Regions from separate parts of the Homo sapiens genome. Here regions 2 and 3 are each linked to region 1. Evidence: chromatin loops called from intact Hi-C (ENCODE). Cell type or tissue: dorsolateral prefrontal cortex. All regions are shown on one strand.

Region 1 (2,500 bases):
GTCTGCTTTGCTGGGACTGTCCAGTGTTGGCAGGGAAAGTCCTGCATCCGGCACGCAGGGGCGGTGGCTGCACCAGCTTAGAACCAGTCTCTGATTTTAGGGGTGAGAAAAGTAGAGGTGGGTGCTCTGCCTGAATGCTCACCAGCTCAGGGGGTGCGGCTGAGCAGTGGACATCAGTCAGACATCTCTGTGAAGTGTTAGCGGGAAAAGTATCATGGAACCATTAGCAGCCGCTTGAGGTTAGGCCCAAACCAGTGGGGCCCACCGCATCCAAACACTTGGGGCCACCTGCCGTCATCAGGGGTGGCCCACCTTTCTTCTGAGCGGGGATTCTCTTCCTGCCTGGAGGGAGCAGTTTGGCTACAAAGCTGCCTTTTAGAGCGAGACCCCGTCTCCCCTCCCTGCGTTCCCAGGACTTTGTGAAGAAGAGAAAGTGAGTGGCCCTTCCTTTCTCCTGGATCCCGGCTGTGGGGCTGCCCGCCGCCCTCCTCCTCCCACGCTAGGCTGCCCGCCGCCCTCCTCCTCCCACCCTAGGCTACCTGACCCATGGAGACCGGCCTGAGACAGACGCATCCCCGAACACCAGGTGCCCCGTCTTCTAGGCCATTCCAGGGACGGATGAATCAACATGGGCTTCTTATCCTAATGTTTTAATTTGGAACTCTGCTATTGATCTGATGTTTACAAAGGAACCCATGCGTGACATTAAACTGTCAAAAGAGAAGCATGCACCCTGCGAGAATTCCTGCCTGAGATACTGTCTTTTTGTGACTGTAAGTGCAGAGAGAGCCCACGCAAACCGCAGGACACCAGAGCCGCCGCCCTGCCCCTCCAAGCTGCTGGCACTCGGGCTCACCCTCTCTGGAGGAGCCATCATTCTGGCCTCAGATTCTCCTTCCAAAACATTGCAAATAGAATGTCAGGCAAAGAAAGAAAGAGCCAGGCACACATGGAGAGATGGCAGCGCGAGTGTAAGTGGTGAGAAACCCAGCGAATGAAAACATCTACATAAGAACGCAGACACAGCGCCCTCAGAGGCCGGCTGCAGAAAGGACTGGAGACACTGCAAATGAAAACGTCTACACGAGAATGCAGACACAGCGCCCTCAGATGGCTGCAGAAAGCGCTGGAGACATTGTCCATGAGAAGAAAAAGACAAGGTCAAGAACTTCAGTGGAGAAATAAAAATTACACGAAAAGGAAAGATTTGTATTTTTTTTTTCTGATTGTATTTTTCCTATTCTCCCTCCACTTTCTTTCTAGAACTCCAACTTTTCTCATTGCATTCTCTGTTTTCTCATTGCAGTCTCTATCTCTGTGCCTATTTGTAAATGCAATACAAAAATGATTGCCTGGAAAAAATACAAGCAACGTTTCAGAACTCAATAAGTGGGTTTAAAAATAGTTTAGATGTCATTGAAAAATAATGAATAACTGGAAAGTAGGTCAGAAGAAAATTCTCAGAATGAAGGATAGGAACATAAGGAGGAAAACAGAGAAGAGCAAGTGTGAGGGACTGAACTGCGTCCTCCCAGAATGCACATGTGGAAGCCTGGCTTAGTTCTGGCTGCCATAACAAAATGCCATAGACTGGGGGACTTAGAAACAACAATGCATTTCTCAGAGCTTTGAAGGCTGGGGAGTCTCAGATCAAGGTACCGGCAGATTCCGTGTGTGGTGAGGACGAGGACCGGCTTCCCTAGTTGTGTCACTGCGTCCTCACATGGCGGACGGGGGAGGGGTGCTCTGGGGCCTCTTTTATGAGCAGCCGGGCATCTTGGCCACTCTCCTGTGGAGGGTTAGGTGTGGACAAAAAGTATTTGGCAAAAAGAGTTTGAAACCAGCAATGAGACCCTCCCCAGCTCTGCCCTTTCTACCTCCCACATGAGATGCTTTTCTTTTAGTAAAAGGGAGGGGCCTGGGCCAGCCTGGCCTGCTGCTGCTCCCACACCTCCAGGACTCCTCCACAGGCAGGGTGGGGCCGCCATCAGCTCTGCCCAGCAAACTGTGGGCACAAGGGCTGGGGGTCAGGCTGGGCTGAGGCAGCTCCTATGCCTGCTCTGTGACCCAGAGACCGTAGCCCTGGGGGCTGTGGGAGGGCCACCCAGCCCGGGTTCAGCAGCGACACTCTGTGACCCAGAGACCATAGCCCTGGGGGCTGTGGGAGGGCCACCCAGCCCGGGTTCAGCAGCGACATGAGTGACACACAGACCCTTTGCTTTGAGCCAGTGGGAGGTGGGTGTTACTGCAGCGCAGTCCCGGCCTTGGTGATGCCACCAGCATGTGCGGCACTCACCTGCACTGCAGGACCACCCCCTCTGTAGGACCACCTGCCTCCTCGCCCCACACACGAGCCCTTGGGGGCACCTCTTGGCCCTTGTGCCTGTGTGGAGCTTGATGCCTATTTGAATAAATTATTAGAAAAATTATTAGGTGAGGCCGGGCACAGTGGCTCACGCCTGTAATCCCAGCACCTTGGGGGCCTGAGATGGGCAGATCA
Region 2 (2,500 bases), 160 kb before region 1:
TCTTTTATTTCCAGATGCAAGAAGTGCATATTAATTCCCCTTTTAAACAAAAAAAGAACTACTCCTCATCGACTTAGAAAAAATTGTGCAGGCTACACAGAGGTGACTATTTAGCCCAAGGTCTTGACTCTGGAGACCTGGGTCAGGCTGAGAAGGGGGATCTTTGACTATGTATTAAACAGAGCATGGTGCTATGACAAACTCAGCGGTATTAAATATGTAAAGTAAAACTAAGAGCCAAACAAATAATTATTTGCATGTGGGCCAGCTTCATATGTCCTTAAGCTACAATACCCATAATAATGAATGGTAGGTTTAAAAAATCCTTTCCAGCTGGGTGTGGTAGTTCACGCCTGTGATCCCCGCACTTTAGGAGGCCAAGGCGGGAGGACTGCTTGAGCCCAGGAGTTTGAGACCAGCCTAGGCAACAAAGTGAGACCCATCTCTACAAAAATTAGCTAGGCATGGCGTGTGCCTGTGGTCCAATTACGTGGGAGGCTGAGGCAGGGAGATCACTTGGGCCCAGGAGGTCGAGGCTGCAGTGAGCCCATCGCTACACTCCAGCCTGGGCAACAGAGCAAGACAAAATGCTGTCTCAGAAAAACAAAAAACAAAAACCCAAATCTTATCCAAGTGGTTCAGACTCATAAGAGAGACATAAAGTCATTGAGGTAAAGCAACCAGAGGCTCCTCGAAGGAGCCCTGAGAAACGGAAAGATGGGAAAGCAAGACAGGTGATATGCCACATTGTACAAGGCTTATCTGGGCATCCTGGTGTAAGCTCGTGTCTGCATCAACCACTGTGAAGAGCGCTGTGTAACTCTGTATCCATACGAACCTCGATTTCCACTTGGTTGTGAAACTGACACAGCGTGAGCCACAGGATTTCCAGCCTTAAAAACAGATTGCACAATGTTGAGCAGATTTACAACTCGGGTTAACAAGTAAATTACTCCCAATTCTGGGGTGAAACCTCCAGACGCGCCCTCCAGAGGGCGCTACTGGGCAGTCAACGCTCCCACGGAGGGGGTGCCGTGCCCACCCAGCCCGAGCCCCAGTGTGACGTACAGCCGTGGGTGGAAATGCTGCTTTTCCGATTCAACACCTGCTTATGTCCTTGGTTCGTCTAGCAAGACACCATCTCCTGCTTGTTCTCCAGCTCAGGAGACCTCGTACAGCCCACACCTGTCCCTCCACACCTGTCCCTCCTCGCTGTCCCCAGGCAGCACAGGCCCTGAGTCATGCCACCCCTCCAGCCTGGATCCAGAGTTCCCAACCTCAGAACCAGGATCACCATGCCTTTGCCGCAGGAGTTGACATGGGAGACATTTGGAGCTGCTCCCAGGGCCACACTCACGCCTCCGACAGCCCAGTGCCCCAACCCTCTTTCTGCCCTGTCATGCCAGCCCCAGCCCTAGGCCCCCGGGACCCCAGAACCCCTATACCCCCCAGAGCCCCCTCCCAGCTCTGCTCCCAGCTGGGAGCCTCCACACGCCAGCCTGGGAAGCGCTGACCTCAACACCTTCACCTGAAAGCACCAGCGGACCCACATCCTCCCAAACGCCTGGAATGGAGCTGCTCTCTCTTGGACTTTCCCGCTCCCTCTGCCCTCCCGACGTCAGCTCAGACGTCAGCACCCAGGAGGCCCTGACCAGCCTGTGGCCCCGGGCTTCTCCTCTGGGGCTCGTTCCCGTTTCCGTGGGGTTGTTCATTGTTGCATAACTGACCTTCGGTGTCTCTGCTGGGGGGACAGGGACACTGACTCACAGCAGGGGCTGGCCTCCCACCCAGCACTACTCAGTCTCTGTGCCTGTGCAGACGGGGTCCCCCCAGACACCCCTAAATCTCCACTTTCCTTACCAGGGGCCACCAGGTGGACGATCGTAATTACTGAGCTGGCAAACTCGAGAGCCGAATGCAAGACTCACAGTTCCCTTCCTGCTGGTACTGAAGACGTGCAACTTAAGACCCCAGAATCCAGGAGTGTCAGGCCTGGGCCACATCTGTACGTTTAGTTTTCACAATGGGCTGAACCTAACGGCTGTCCCACACCTGCTTTCACAACTGCAAAAGTAACTAGCGTGCACAGCAGACCCCAAGCAGCCCCTACGTGTTCATGGAACAACAGGACAAAGAGGACGACACGGCGTTCAACTTACGCTCCAGGTCCTTGCCACGTCCATGTGATGGTGTCCTGGGGAGGAAGAGGCAGGGTCAGTCAGCATGGGGCCTGCACCCAGGGCCTGCACCAAGCACCTGCGTGTGCCGGCCTCTCCCTGCACCTCCCACCCCACAGAGGCGCTGCAGCCAGGGGGAAGGGAGGAGGGTGCTAGAGCTCCAGCTTCCCAGAGTCCCTGAGGATCCAGGACTCGGACCAGCCCCCCAGCCTGAGGTCCCCAGAGCCTCTAAGGACCCAGAGAACCACCACCTTACAGGTCCCCAGAGTTCCCCCAAGATCCCCAGAGTCCCTGAGGACTCAGAGCCCCCTCTTATAGGTTCC
Region 3 (2,500 bases), 260 kb before region 1:
ATGCAACCCCGATGCAGGCACCAGCCCTCCAGAGCAGCCTCCATGGAGGAATGCGGTTCCCCACTCTGCCCACATACCTCTCCTGCAGCAGCGCTGAACACCGTCTCCGGACGTCTGGAGCTATCACCATGGGCAACACTTTCGTGGTCTTTATTTTTAGCTTCTCCTTTAGAAACTCACTTTTTGGGGTGGTTTTGTGTCCAGAAGTTGGTGGGTTCTTAGTCTCGTCTTCAAGAATGAAGCCGCAGACCCTCGCGGTACATGTTACGGTTACCTAAAAACGGTGTGTCTGGAGTTTGTTCCTTCTGGTGCGTTCGTGGTCTACACTGATTTCAGGAGTGAAACTGCAAACCTCCGCGGTGAGTGTCACAGCTCCTAAAAATGCAGCACGTCCAGAGTTCTTTGCCCCTCCCAGTGGATTTACAGTCTCGCTGGCTTCGGGAGTGAAGCTGTAGACCTTTACCGTGAGCGTTGCAGCTCACAAACGCAGCACAGACACAAACACTGAGCAGCAGTAAGATTTACTACGAAAACCAAACAAGGAAAGCTCCCAGAGGACAAAAGCAGACCCTAACAGGTTGCCACCGCTGGCTCCCGCAGCCTGCTTTTATTCCCTTATCTGACCCCACCCACATCCTGCTGACTGGTCCATTTTACGGAGAACTGATTGGTCCATTTTACAGAGAGCTGATTGGTCCATTTTACAGAGAGCTGATTGGTCCATTTGGACAGGGTGCTCATTGGTGCATTTACAAACCTTTAGCTGGCTACAGAGTGCTGATTGGTGTGTTTACAATCCTTTAGGTAGACAGAAAAGTTCTCCAAGTCACCACCGGAGCCAGAAGCCCAGCCGGCCTCACCTCTCAGTAGCACTCCCTTTAGAACTTTGCAGCATCTACCCTGGGCACTCCGGCAGCCCAGAGGGAGCTCATCCCCAGATCAAGCCCAGCAGGCGTCGGCGGGCCAGCCAAGCCTGCACCCACCCGGAACCCGCGCCGCCCGCGAGCGCTGCGCTCAGCCCCCGCTCCCGCCCGCGCCTCTCCGCCAGCAGAGGGAGCTGGCTCCAGCCTCGGCCAGCCCCAGAGAGGGGCCCCACAGCGCAGCGGCAGGCCGAAGGGCTCCTCAAGCACGGCCAGAGCCGACACGGAGGCCCAGGAAGCGCCGAGAGCCAGCGAGGGCTGCTGGCACGTTGTCACCTTTCAGTTTCACAATATCCCAAGATGCATTAGTAGTTTCTGTAGCCTGAGTGTTAGTGGCCCCCAAAATTGATAGGTTGGAACCTAATACCCAATGTGATGGTGTTAACAGGTGGGACCTTTGGGAGGTGAGTAGATCACGAGGGCTGTGCTCTCACGAATGGCATGAGTGGCCCGGGTAGAAGAGGCTCCAGGGAGCTCCCTCGCTCTGTCCACCCTGAGCCTTGTCAAGAGGCGCCGTCTTGGAAGCAGAGGGCTGCCTCATGGGACGCCACATCCGCCAGCACCCTGGTCTTGGACTTGCAGCCTCCAGGACTGTGAGCAATAAATGTCTGTTGTTGACAAGTGGCTCAGGCTTAGGCGTGTTGTCACAGCAGCCCGAATGGACTCCAGCAGCAGAGCAGCCAGGGCTGCACGTGGTGCGTGAACACACCCGCCGCCCTCCTCCTCCTGGGGCATATGACGGCTGCGCAGCTCTGTGTATCCAGTTTCTGGGCTGTTCCATGCCCCTATTCCCCTGATTGCTATGTTCTCCAGCTGAAAGAGCACACTGATTTTGCCTTCAGCCCACTCTCATTTTCCCCCAGATTTCACTAAGTGATTTTGCTAAGTGATGGCTGTGCTTCCCCTGTGCGCTTCTCTCTGGCTGGTTTCTACTCCGGATCCACTAGTGGGGCCAGAAAGAGCAGTAGGAAGGAACCTGAGGTTCCTGTCCACCATCAGGCATGTGCACACCTACACCCACACACCCCTGCACTGTGCACACCCACACACACTTGCACACCCACCTGTGCACACGTACATCCATACACACATGCTCACCCCTACATGGACACCCACACACGTGCACGTGCCCATACACATGCACACCCATGCACACACCTGTCTGTGCACACCCCACACCCATGCATGCCGGCACACACCCATGCACATCCACACACAGGCACATACCCACACACACGTGCACACCTCACACCCATGCATACCTGCACACGCTTGCACACTCACCTGTGCACACACATCATACCTGCATGCACACCCCCACACGCACACCCACACACCTGTGCACACACCCATACACATGCATGCCCACACCCACATGTGCACACACCGTACATACCTGCACACACCCACGTATGCACATGGTCAACACTCACCCACTCAGGCACTCTTACATGCACACACGCACACAGACATGGCCACTTTCATGGACACACACCCACACACGCCCACATATACACGCATGCCCACCTAAACCACTCACTTGACCAAATAGCTTTTCAGGAGAGCGCCTGGTCCTGAAG

The links. A loop is a pair of places that touch in the nucleus more often than their neighbours do. Peaks named below come from ENCODE experiments on the same cell type or tissue, not always from the same donor. Only the 100,000 strongest peaks of a DNase experiment are listed, where the experiment ranks them.
Region 2: a loop joins it to region 1, with 2.9 times the contacts of the local background. A loop is called at or near these places in 44 of 110 quality-filtered maps.
Region 3: it touches region 1 in a loop (2.6-fold over the local background); 57 of 110 quality-filtered maps call a loop at or near these places.

Annotation. Positions count from the first base shown.
Region 1 is chr5:1,640,685-1,643,184 of GRCh38, forward strand. No RefSeq gene overlaps it. Among named protein-coding and RNA genes, the nearest start is that of MIR4277, 67 kb to the right of the region's middle. RefSeq lists enhancers at 1,526-2,078, 2,079-2,500. In dorsolateral prefrontal cortex, CTCF peaks have their summits at 1,079 (motif pointing left) and 1,287; a DNase peak (open chromatin) is centred at 1,067; H3K27me3 peaks cover 734 bases.
Region 2 is chr5:1,478,783-1,481,282 of GRCh38, forward strand. It overlaps LPCAT1 (lysophosphatidylcholine acyltransferase 1), which reads right to left. Exons shown (of 14, transcript NM_024830.5): 7 at 2,160-2,194; 8 at 839-893. Among named protein-coding and RNA genes, the nearest start is that of MIR6075, 31 kb to the right of the region's middle. In dorsolateral prefrontal cortex, a CTCF peak has its summit at 956 (motif pointing right); no DNase peak of the experiment used is centred here; H3K27ac peaks cover 1,255 bases.
Region 3 is chr5:1,379,485-1,381,984 of GRCh38, forward strand. It overlaps LINC01511 (long intergenic non-protein coding RNA 1511), which reads right to left and starts at 589. Exons shown (of 2, transcript NR_125810.1): 1 at 78-589. In dorsolateral prefrontal cortex, a CTCF peak has its summit at 1,046 (motif pointing right); a DNase peak (open chromatin) is centred at 1,100; H3K4me3 peaks cover 1,338 bases; H3K27me3 peaks cover 933 bases.